Linked DNA regions of Homo sapiens: region 1 is linked to region 2. The links are chromatin contacts, found by Hi-C or POLR2A ChIA-PET in ENCODE. All regions are on one chromosome and are shown on one strand. The core of a region is the stretch at or near the end of the contact, and the rest is flanking DNA. Distances in the headings are between cores, read along the strand shown.

Evidence for each region. A loop is a pair of places that touch in the nucleus more often than their neighbours do. ChIA-PET counts read pairs that join two places held with the same protein, here RNA polymerase II (POLR2A). Pooled maps may share reads with other maps.
Region 1: a loop to region 2 is called in a map of psoas muscle, with 2.7 times the contacts of the local background. The contact joins two enhancer-like sites. A Hi-C loop is called at or near these places in 1 of 168 maps with a recorded cell type or tissue (psoas muscle) and 9 of 50 pooled maps. POLR2A ChIA-PET finds 5 or more read pairs at or near these places in 16 of 52 experiments (A549, A673, CD8-positive, alpha-beta memory T cell and 13 more).

The regions. Positions count from the first base shown.
Region 1 is chr20:33,584,752-33,590,646 of GRCh38, forward strand. All of the region lies in intron 1 of CBFA2T2 (CBFA2/RUNX1 partner transcriptional co-repressor 2), which reads left to right. Among named protein-coding and RNA genes, the nearest start is that of C20orf144, 75 kb to the right of the region's middle. RefSeq lists an enhancer at 2,676-3,175. Within about 2 kb of position 2,745, at least 3 of the 41 ENCODE cell types and tissues checked have a DNase peak (open chromatin) inside an H3K27ac peak, as active enhancers do.
Region 2 is chr20:33,537,518-33,543,385 of GRCh38, forward strand. All of the region lies in intron 1 of CBFA2T2 (CBFA2/RUNX1 partner transcriptional co-repressor 2), which reads left to right. Among named protein-coding and RNA genes, the nearest start is that of CBFA2T2, 50 kb to the left of the region's middle. Within about 2 kb of position 1,779, at least 2 of the 41 ENCODE cell types and tissues checked have a DNase peak (open chromatin) inside an H3K27ac peak, as active enhancers do.

The DNA.
Region 1 (5,895 bases), core at 1,495-3,994, 48 kb after region 2:
CTGATTACAGAACAGGTTGGAGACAGAGGCAGACTTAATTGCTTATTTTATAGAGCTTGAGCCACTGTTTTGGTGTGTTTAAGCATTTACTATATACCAAAACATGATATCCTTTAAACTACCAGTGGGATTTTGACAGGGTAACTTAGATGCCTTTTATCATATTACCAAGTTGCTGAGATTGTAACCCAGGGCATTTGGTCTAATTTGGGAGCATGTTTCCATTCATCTCTGCAGCTCAGATGGAGAAGGGCTGGGGTTTAGGGCTTCTGACCTCAAACCTTGTTTTTTTTCTGTCATGCTTGCAGGGTATTTTAAATACCCTGTCCTGTTGTTCCCTCAACCCAAACTACCTGTTAAAATTTTGGTTTTGAAAATGAGGTCCCTATAGCTAGATCATGCTGCCTGTGTGTGAAGAAAGACTAACATGTTAGGAATGCGTGGCATTCAAGTAGGTGTCTAATAATTCTTCTGGAGAAAAGCAAATTTAGTCAAAAAGCAAATGAAAATATTTTATAAGCAATGTTTCAAAATGATTCAAGGAAATTGGTATTTACCTCTTATCCCCATCGTGTCATCAGTTCCATTGTCATGTTCTTTGAATACCGTGAGCATGTGTCTATTTTTTAATAAATAATTGTAATCATACTACATATATATAGGAAGGTCCCCCCATACAGCGTTGTATTATATGCATTTCGCCAAGTGTTGAATGAATGATCCTTCATAATTACAATTTTTAATGCCTTTACAGTTCACATTGACATGCTGTTCCACCGTTTAATTAACCATTCTCTTGTGGTATAAATTGCTTTTTCCCTTGAGCTGTTTTCTTAAGGACAGATTTCCAGGAGTGAGGTCACACAGTCAAACATTATGAACATTTTTCTAGCAGAGAAATTATTTTTTAACCTCACTAATTGAATGTTGGTACCTTGAAATACATTTATTTCTGTGCTTTTTGTACCTAGTACATTAGTAATTGGATACTGGAACTAATGGAAGCGAACAAGCATGTAGATAATCTAGAAAGCATTATAGTCTTAACTGGAAATACATAATTATTTTCTCTCAAAATTCACCATCCCATTTTGTTATGCTTTGGCAGAGCAATCTAGAACTATGGCAGAGTGATGGTTGAGGAAATGTGGGGAAATTTATATTAAAACCTTAGCCGTGGTAAATTGAAAGTTAACTTTTGAAGCAAAGCTTAACTGTAGAAGAAAAATAGTGATTATTTCTCATGTTTGTTGCTGAATTCTAGGTTTTATTCTTCTACCTTCTTTGCATATATCTGTCTCTAAAAAGGTAGCTAATTAATGTGTTATGGTAATTTACAGTATGCAAAAGGACTGCCAGTGCAGATGTGATCTGATCAATATTGTGATTATTATCATTATTATCACTGGGTTTTCTTGTTTGTTTTTTTGTTTGTTTTGTTTTTTGAGACGGAGTCTTCCTCTGTCACCCAGGCTGGAGTGCAGTGGCACAATATCAGCTCATTGCAACCTCTGCCTCCCAGGTTCAAGTGATTCTTGTGCCTCAGCCTCCTGAGTAGCTGGGACTACAGGGACGGGGTTTCACTGTGTTGTTCAGGCTGGTCTTAACTCCTGACCTCATGATCCGCTCGCCTCAGCCTCCCAAAGTGCTGGGATTACAGGGGTGAGCCACCGCGCCCAGCCTATTATCATTGTTATCTCGGTTATAGACATAGGAAAACTGAGGTTCCTGTTGATATTATTGCCAAAACAATGCTCTTGATCTCATTCTATCTTTCTCTGAGGTTTTAAGCAGAACCTGGTTGTATGTGAGCCATTTATATTCTATAGCAGATTTTTGCATTGGCTGTGAGTTCAAAATAGATAAAAATTTTAAGATTGCTTCAAAGTCAAGAGATTCTATATAATCAAAAATACTTCTTGGTTAAAGCATAAAGGGCCAAGGTGACGTGTTTGGAAAGTATAGATAGAAGGCTCTGAATTAGGGAAAAGTCCTGTAATTCCACAGAGGTATGTATTTTGACCCTTAATTTCTCTTTTCCTTGAAGGTTCATAATTAAAGCACAGAAATTCAGAATTGTCATAGTTTGGAAGCTATGAACTTGAGTGATAGCTTTCTCAAAATATATTGGAGAGTTTCATAGAATTGTCTCTACCTAACTCTGAACTTCACTATTTATTTTATTTTATCTTATTTAATTTTATTTTTGAGTTAGGGTCTTACTCTGTCACCCAGGCTGGAGTGCAATAGTGTGATCACGGCTCACTGCAGCCACAACCACCCAGGCTCCAGTGATTCTGCAACCTAAACTTCCCGAGTAGCTGGGACTACAGGCACCCCCCACCATGCCTGGCGAATTCGATGGCATCTTTTTTAGAGACGAGGTCTCCCTATGTTGTCCAGGCTGTTCTCAAACTCCTGAGCTCAGGCAATCCTCCTGCCTTGGCCTCCCAAAGTGCTGGGATTACAGGCGTGAGCCACGGCACCCAGGTTTGTTTTTTATTTTTTTGTTTTGTTTTGTTTTGTTTTGTTTTGAGATGGAGTCCTGCTCTGTCGCCAGGCTGGAGTGCAGTGGCACGATCTCGGCTCACTGCAACCTGTGCCTCCTGGGTTCAAGTGATTCTCCTGCCTCAGCCTCCCGAGTAGCTGGGACTACAGGCGCCTGCCACAACGCCCGGCTAATTTTTCATGTTTTTGGTAGAGACAGGCTTTCACCGTGTTAGCCAGGATGGTCTTGATCTTCTGACCTCGTGATCCGCCCCCCTTGGCCTCCCAAAGGGCTGGGATTACAGGCGTGAGCCACCGCGTCTGGCCAATTTTTGTACTTTTAGTAGAGACAGGGTTTCACCATGTTGGCCAGGATGGTCTCAATCTCCTGACCTCATGATCCGCCTGCCTCAGCCTCCCAAAGTGCTGGGATTACAGGCATGAGCCACTGCGTCCAGCCCCGTACCCAGTTTTAATTATATTTTCTTAACTGGACCTATGTGGAAAAGAGGTTGTATGCTTCCAAGACAAAAATTGAATTATTTCACATGTATTTCCTTTTAACTTGTTATGTCTGGGCTGTTTTGGCATTTAAAGCCATTAATCTCAACTCATGATTTCTGTCCCAAGGAAAATGAGAGTCAGATGTTCACATCTGGACCATTTGTTTCATTCAAGTAGTTGAAATTGCATTAGAAAATTTTGATAGTGATAAAGTCAAGAATTTAGAATGAATCATTGAATCCTCCCATTGAAAGGGAAGATCAAAACCTCCAACTTTATGTAGAACTATAGACTGAGAGAACTATTACTTTTTGTTGATTTTTCTTAAATAACATTACTGAGGTATGATTGACATGTTAAAAAGCTGTACATATTTAACATATACACCTCCATGCATTTGGGAATAAGTACACCCCTGTGAAGCCATCAACACAAAAGTTTCCTCTTGACCCCTTTATTATTATTTTTTGTGTATGGTATGTAGCTATTTTAAAGTATTGTTAGTCTTTGTTTTAACTTTGTTGAAGTGTTAATTAAAATGATGAACTTGCAGAAGAAAAAGTGAACATTTTAAACTATTTTTTATAAATAGAATAGAAACAGGTGCAAATGAAGAAATATATATATATAAATATATATAGATCAACAAATGAATAATGAACAAATATATATGTTAATGTAGCATATATTAATATAATATATATGTTAACCACAAAAGTACCATGGCCATTCAGCTCGTGATATGTATTTCTTTCTTTTACCTTTATTTTTGGCCTGTTTGAAAGATTTATGCTACATTATATTTTCCTTTATTCCTTAGATTACTTTAAAGAACAACACTATAATTAAGAGCAGTACACCCTAACCAAGTAAGGTTGATCACACAATGGCAAGGATAGTTCAACATTAAGAAGCTGAAAAGGGCTGGGCATGGTGGCTCACGCCTGTAATCCCAGCACTTTGGGAAGCTGAGCCAGGTGTATCACTTGAGGTCAAGAGTTCGAGACCAGCTTGACCAACATGATGAAACCCCGTCTCTAGTAAAAATGCAAAAATTAGCCAGGCATGGTGGCAAGTGCCTGTAATGCCAGTTACTCTCTGAGGCAGGAGAATCACTTGAATCCAGGAGGCAGAGGTTGCAGTGAGCCATGATCGCGCCACTGCACTCCAGCCTGGAGGACAGAGTGAGACTTCCCCTCAAAAATAAAAATAAAAATAAAAACAAGAAGCTGAAAGGAGGAAAAAAAACCCATTTCCATAAATACATCCCTTCCCCTAAAAAAATGCATTTGATTAAGCTGAAGACCTATTTCTAATAAAAACAAGTAAAAAGCAAGTTTGTGGTAAGTAGAAACTTCAAGGTTATACATGCAAAATGTGGCTTAAACTAGAGCTGCAACATAAAAGTGGTGAAGAACAGCAGAGGACAGTTGGAGCTGTGGGAGATGCACAAATGAATGCCTCTGGCATGGAGCTTCAGGGTTGAAAATCAAACACTAGAAGTCCAGCCAGGCACAGAGAGCAGCCAGTTGCAGAGGGGACATCTCCCTTTGTCTTTATCTGTTGTGGAGATGTTTGGTAGTCCCTTACCCCCAATGCATTGTAATAAAGCACTCCATTTGTATATGCATCTTAATAGTCCTCAATGATTTAGGCCCACAAAATGATCAGTTAAGAGAGTTACCTTTATTTTGTTTACTTTCAAAAAAATAAGAATAAACCCAAACTCAATTCTTAATTTCTCAGCCTGAACAGTGTGAGGTCATAGTTGTCCAGATTTCTCTGGAAACGAGTAAAGATGAATTCGTTTCTTTGTCATGGGTCTGTACTATAGGTTGTTCTCTTTTTATTTCATTTGATTGTAAACAGCAACTCTGGCAGCTGGGCAATATTGAATGATTGCTGTAAACAAGGAAACAGACTTTGAGGAGGAAATATCCCCACTATCAGAGAGCTAACAGAGCCTCAATTTCAATCCTGATCTGTCTGAATCCAGCCACTGCCTCATACCCACACCAGAGCTGTTCAATTGAAATATAATGTAAGCAACAAATAGAGGCCACATATGTAATTTTAAATATTCTTGTAACCTTATTTTTTAAAAAAGAAACAGGTGACATTCCTTTTGATAATATGTTTAATATACTAAGAAATTTCAATATATAATCATTATAAAATTATTAATGAGCTTGTTTACATTCCTTTCCTTAGTACTGTTTGAACCTTGGGGTCTGGCATGGTGGCTCACGCCTGTAATCTCAGTGCTTTGTGAGGCCAAGGTGGCAGGATCACTTGAGGCCAGGAGTTTGAGACCAGCTAGTGAGACCCTGTCTCTAAAAAAAAAAATAGAAAAATTAGCTGGACATGTTGGCATGCACCTATAGTTCCAGCTACTTGGGAGGCTGAGGTGGGAGGATCTCTTGAACCCAGGAGGTTCAGGCTGCAGTGAGCCTAGGTTATGTGACTGCTCTTCCAGCTTGGACGATGCTGTCTCATCTTTTTTTACAAAAAAAAAAAAAAAATCTGCAATCCTTTTTTCCTGTGCACAAACAGCTTCCAGAAAATAGTTAAAAGAAACCATCAAACCCTAAGGTAATTTTTTTTAAGTACCTGTTGGCCCAAACAGAGGGCTTAATTAGCGGCAACTCTTAGAAACCAGATTGCGTTAAACACATCTAGCTTTGTTTTTTTTTCTTGGCCCCCACAAAGGCTATGCGCATGCCCCAGGAATATACTTCTTCTTTGATTGGGCACAATAAGATTGTTTTCTTCAAATATTTGAGAGTGGTAGGACCCCAGAAGAACTCTTACCAACTGATGGTGAGTGCCAAGATCTTCTCATTTATCTGGCAGTGGCATATTCCATCTCTGCAGCAAGGTAAAGCCCTGGGTGCTAGAAGTTCC
Region 2 (5,868 bases), core at 529-3,028:
AGAGGGAGAGGGAGAGCTCTTTTTAGCTTTTATAGCTTTTGTTGTGTCTAAGGAATCTTTGCCTAACCCGAGTTCACAAAGATTTTCTTGTATGTTTTTTTCTGGAATTTCTGTAGTTTTTAGATTTACATGTAGATCTAATATTTTAATACATGGTATGAGATATTAAGGATCCAAGTTCAGTTTTTTGCATATGAATATCCAGCTGTTTTAGTACCAGTTGTTGAAAGGACTATCATTCCTCTACCGGATTGTCCTTGTACCTTTGTCAAAAATCAGTTGTTTATATATCTGTGGGTCTGTTTCTGGACTCTGTTCCATTGATATGTTTACCTTATCTTTATGCCTGTACCACACTGTTTTACTATAACTTGAAGTGAGGCAGTTTTAGTCCTCTAGCTATATTCGTTTTCAAAGTTGTTTTAGGTAATCTAGGTTCTTTGCATTTCCAAATAAATTCTAGAATTAGCTTCTCAATTTCTTAAAAAAAAAAAAAAGCACGTTGGGATTTTGATTGGGACTACATTGAATCTGTTTGGGGGAAGAGCTGACGTCTTAACAGTTTAGGAGAGATACAAATTAACAAATTAAATTAGTGATTTTATTTTAATTAATGTTTCTCAGTAGTATTTTTGTGTTTTTCCTGTACAGGTTTTATGTCTTTTGTCAAATTTTTCTCTTAATATTTCACAATTTTTGATACTGTTTTAATTTTTTCAGAATTTCAGTATTTGGTCATTGCTACTCTATAGACATGAAGTTGATTTTTGTGTATTGATCTTGTATCCTGCAACTTGGCTAAATTCACTTATTTTAATAGCTTTTTGGGGAGATTCCATTGGATTTTCTTTTTTCTTTTTCCTTTTTTTTTTGAGATGGAGTCCTGCTTTCTCACCCAGACTGGAGTGCAGTGGCCCAATCTCGGCTCACTGCAACCTCTGCATCCTGGGTTCAAGCAATTCTACTGCCTCAGCTTCCTGAGTAGCTGGGATTGCAGTTGCCTGCCACCAGGCCTGGCTAATTGTATTTTTAGTAGAGACAAGGTTTTACCATGTTGCCTAGGCTAGTCTTGAACTGACCTCAGGTAATCCACCCACCTCGGCCTCCCAAAGTGCTGGGATTACAGGCATGAGCCACCGTCCCTGGCCTCCGTTGGATTTTCTGTACATCATTTGCAAATAAGGACAATTTTACTTCTTTCCAATTATCACTTGTTTTACTTATTTACTTATTATCAGTATTTTCTGTGTTGTCACTGCTTCAGAGATTCTGTCCTTTTCAATTTTCTTTTGTTATCTTCTTGGTCTTAGATATTATCATATTGTTGTTTGTTTTTTTTTTTTAATTAGTTAATGGCTTTCTGTGAGGTATTCTCTCAGTCTATGTTGTCTTCAGAAAACACTGGTTTCATTTTGTTCAGGGCCATATCATAATTCCTAGCTACCAATTACATGAAGTTCCAACTTATTTATTCCTCCACATTGGGATCAAATATTTCTTCCTGTCAATAATTGGCATTTCTGTTTACCATTGCAACTTATTCTAGCCTAGGTCCCACTTAAAATTATAGTTGGGGAGAGAGCATCAGAGTTGAGGTTCGGAAATTTGGTTTGAATTCCCATTTTGCTGCTTAGTGTCTGTATAATCTTGGGCAAGTTTTTTAACTGTTAGGCCTGTTTGCTTATCTGTAGGAAGAGAGTAACACAAGAACTTTACAATATGTCATGTGAATTGAAAGAGAGAACATAGAAATCATAGCCATGTGCCTGCAACACAGTGTGGGTAGTCTGTAAATATTTAGTCTGGCACTAGTGTGAGCACCAAGTGAAGGAATGAATGCTTGTTTGCATATCCTATTTCTGCACTGTTGCTTATGCTGTTCTCCAATCTCTTTTCAGGCCCTCTGCATCTTCCTCATGTTTCGAGGTCAATGAAGCCCATCTTTATTACTCATTTCCTATCATTGTTTACATCCCTGTTGAGTTGATATCTTACTAAACTTAGGGACTGGGAGTATATCTTTGGAAAATATTTGTTTTCCTCAAAATGCCTACCATAAATGTATTATAGGTCCCTAAAATAATTGGTTGATTGTATAGTTAATTTGGAAGCAGTGCATCAAAATACTTTGTAGGGTGACAGCGAAGTAAGGTTTTTTTTGTTTTTTGTGTTTTTTTTTTTTTTGGTAGAAGACAGTCTTTGTCTGTCACTCAGGCTGGAGTGCAATGGCATGATCACAGCTTACTTCAGCCTCAAACTCCTAGGCTCAAGCAATCCTCCCACCTCAGCATCCTGAGTAGCTGGGACTATAGGTGCGTACCACCATGCCTGGATAATTTTTTTTTTTAATTTTTATTTATTGTAGAGATGCAGTCTTGCTATATTGGCTGGGCTGGTTTCCCAAAGGCCTCCTCAAGTGCTGGGATTATTGGTGTGAGCCACCATGTCTGGCCTGTTTGTTTTTTGGTCAGATTTAGGTTTTAGGAGTGAAGTAAGTTGAATTTTACATGCTACAGTGGAAGTGGCAGAAATGTTTTTGTTTGATTAAAAGTAGCTTTAAGAGAACAGTAATTAACTTTTTAATTTTGGCCATCAAACAAGGAGGGTTGCTCATAAAACAGAATGGGAGTTTGGTAACTATAAACCATTTATTAAATGTTTTTTAAAAATCACATTGTTTCAACATTGAATGTGGTAGAATATTCAGTATTTCCTTTAGGTTTACATGTATAGTCTTATGTCTTTTAACAACAGAAATATGTTCTGAGAAATGCATCATTAGGTGATGTACAAACATTATAGAGTGTACTTACACAAACCTACATAATATAGCCTACTACACACCTAGGATATATGTAAACCTGTAATAGTAGCTAACAGCATGTTACTGTACTGAATGCTGTAGGCAGTTTTAACAATGGTGTTTGTATATCTAAACATAGAAACTGTACAGTGAAAATATAGTAATCTTATGGTACCACCTTTATTGACTGAAACTTCAGCTAAAAATGATAAACCTGATTAATATGCAAAGCAGCCCTTATAACATGCTTTTTCAAAAACAGCTTAAGACTTTTCAGATTTCGTTAAGAAGTTATATGGTAACATGCTGACTAGAGAATGATTTATTGGGCTAGTTAGCATTTTAAAGTAAAGGGAATGGAAACCAGAAGATGATGCAAGGGTACTTTTATTCGTTGTGTTAAAAAGCCATAGTAAAAGCCGTAGTAATCATTCTAAACTGTTGGATGCTTCCTTAGTGCTGCGTATATAAAGTATGTTAATAAATTTGATATCTAGGGTACTTGTTAGAACCCTAACTGGCATAGCCTATAACTCCAGAATCACCATTCTAATTGTATTCTGGAGTTGTGCTCTACAGTGGTGCTATTCACATAGAATATAATGTGAAAGGTAACCCTAGAGTTGTGCAAGTAGAAGGTACTAGCTTAATGAATTTGGCTCTAATAAGTTAATAAAGTAATTTGAACATTCCTTGAGAGGTAAAGTTTAAGATGCACTGTGGGACGCTAGAAAGTAATTTGCAGGCAGCCAGGAAATCTGGTTTCTGGAACCAGTCAACTGGCACCTCACTTTCCCCATAGTACCATGGAAACTTTGATTAGATGTCTCTTCCATTGCTGATATTTTGCATTTAGGTGATGGATTGAAGTCAGGAACTAGATCTAGCATTGAGGGCACTGAAAGGTGGTTGTCATGTAGTCCAGAGGTCAAGGGTCAAGTGATTAGAAGCAGTTTGTTCAGAGGTCAAGTGATTAGAAGCAGGTTAAGCCAAAGTTAGACTCATGATTTTAGCAGGGAATGTGAATGGAAATCCATATACCCGCCCATCTCCATTGGTTGGAGACCAGCGGGTCATCTTTCTTAAATTGTATATGGGTGTATGGAAGGGATTTGAAATTGACGAGTCGTATAACTGAGTAAGGACAGAGAAGCCGGACTCTATTTTTCCATTAGGTCTAGGGCTTTCTAGTGCTTAAGATGAGTTCTTGCTCCTGCTCTGTTACTCAGGCAGTGGCTTGATTGTGGTAGACACTTATGACCTACACATTTTAGCCTAGGCTGATGCCTTTCCACAGTTATGTTCCTGGTTTGTTTGTTTGTTTTTAGTTCTTTCTCTGTCAGTTACAGGTACATTTTCCCAAATCATCTGAACTCAAAATTCTCCTAACTTTTCCATGAAGCCTTTATTGTTCTTTGCCTAGCTGGAAGAGACTTTTTCTATAATTTTTGGTACTTTTTACTTGTTACTTTTTATTATATCTTGTGTTATGCATACATTTATCCCCTACTATATTACTGAAAGCAGGGACTTTGTCTTAGTGCTACAGGTTTTTGTTTTTGTTTTTGTTTAATTTGAGACAGGGTCTTACTCTGTCACCCAGGCTGGAGTGCAGTGGCATCATCATAGCTCACTGCAGCCTCCATCTCCTGGACTGAAGTGATCCTCCCGCCTCAGCCTCCCAAAGTGCTGGGATTATAGGCATGAGCCACTACACCTAGCAGTTTTCTCAAACTTTAGTGTATAGAGGAGTCACCTGAAGAACTTATTAAAGTTTGGATTCCTGGACCCCCTATTCTGATTACTTGGTTCTGATTTAGGCCTGGGAACCTACATTTTAACAAGTTCCTCAGATGAGCTTGAGTATGTGGGCTAGAGGAACATGTGGTTTACAGCATCTAGCCTAGTACCTCGTTTTGCTCTTCTATTGCCTGAGTGGTTAAGTCAGTGATCAGTTAAAACCAATAATCATTGGTAACTCTGCTAGAAGAACCAGTCTTAACACCTGTGAGGAACTAGATCTATTTTGTTCCTGGCTACCTAGTATTTTACAGGTTTTTGTGTTTACATGAACTTTTTGTACCCTCAGTTTAAGATGCCCTTTGATTTTAGTTTTAAATTTTTTTTTATTATAATTTTTTTCATTAAGCCTCTTCCATTTTAGGATGATTTTAATTTTAAAGCTTCTGAATACTCTCTCAATTATCAATGTATATATATTGTGGACATATGCATTTGAGTTTTGTTGTTGTTTTGCCTTTAAACTTATATGTCTTATTAAAATAAACTCTACAGAAATTGCTATATTCAGTCTTTGTAGGAACTAACAGAAGAAGTCTTTCTTACTAAGTCTTTTTTTGGGGGGTTCAGGAACAGGGTCTTGCTCTGCCATGGAGGCTGGAGTGTGGTGGCACGATCTTGACTCATTGCAACCTCCTCCTCCCAGGCTCAAGTGGTCCTCCCACCTCAACCTCCCGGGAAGCTGGGACTACAGGCATATGCGGCCACACCTGACTAATTTTATGTAGTTTTGGTAGAGACAGGGTCTCCCCGTGTTGTTCAGGCTGGTCTCCTGGACTCAAACAATCTGCCTGCCTGGCCTCCCAAAGTGCTGGAATTACAGGCTTGAACCACCATGCCCGGCTATTTCTTACTAATACTTAATTTGTATTAAGTATTAGTAAGACAAATTTTTATTATTATTATTTTTTGAGACAGAGTCTTGCCCTGTCGCCCAGGCTGGAGTGCAGTGGCATGATATTGGATCACTGCAATCTCTGCCTCCCAGGTTCAAGCAGTTCTCCTGCCTCAGCCCCCTGAGTAGCTGGGATTACAGGCGCATGCCACCATGCCCGGCTAACTTTTGTGTTTGTAGTAGAGCAGGGTTTCACCATGTTGGTCAGGCTGGTCTTAACTCCTGACCTTGTGATCTGTCTGCCTCGGCCTCCCAAAGTGCTGGGATTACAGGCGTGAGCCACCGTGCCCGGCGAAAAATTATTATTTTATAGTGATACACTTTTGTATTAGATATTATAGGGAAAACCAGAATAAGTAGATACTTAAAG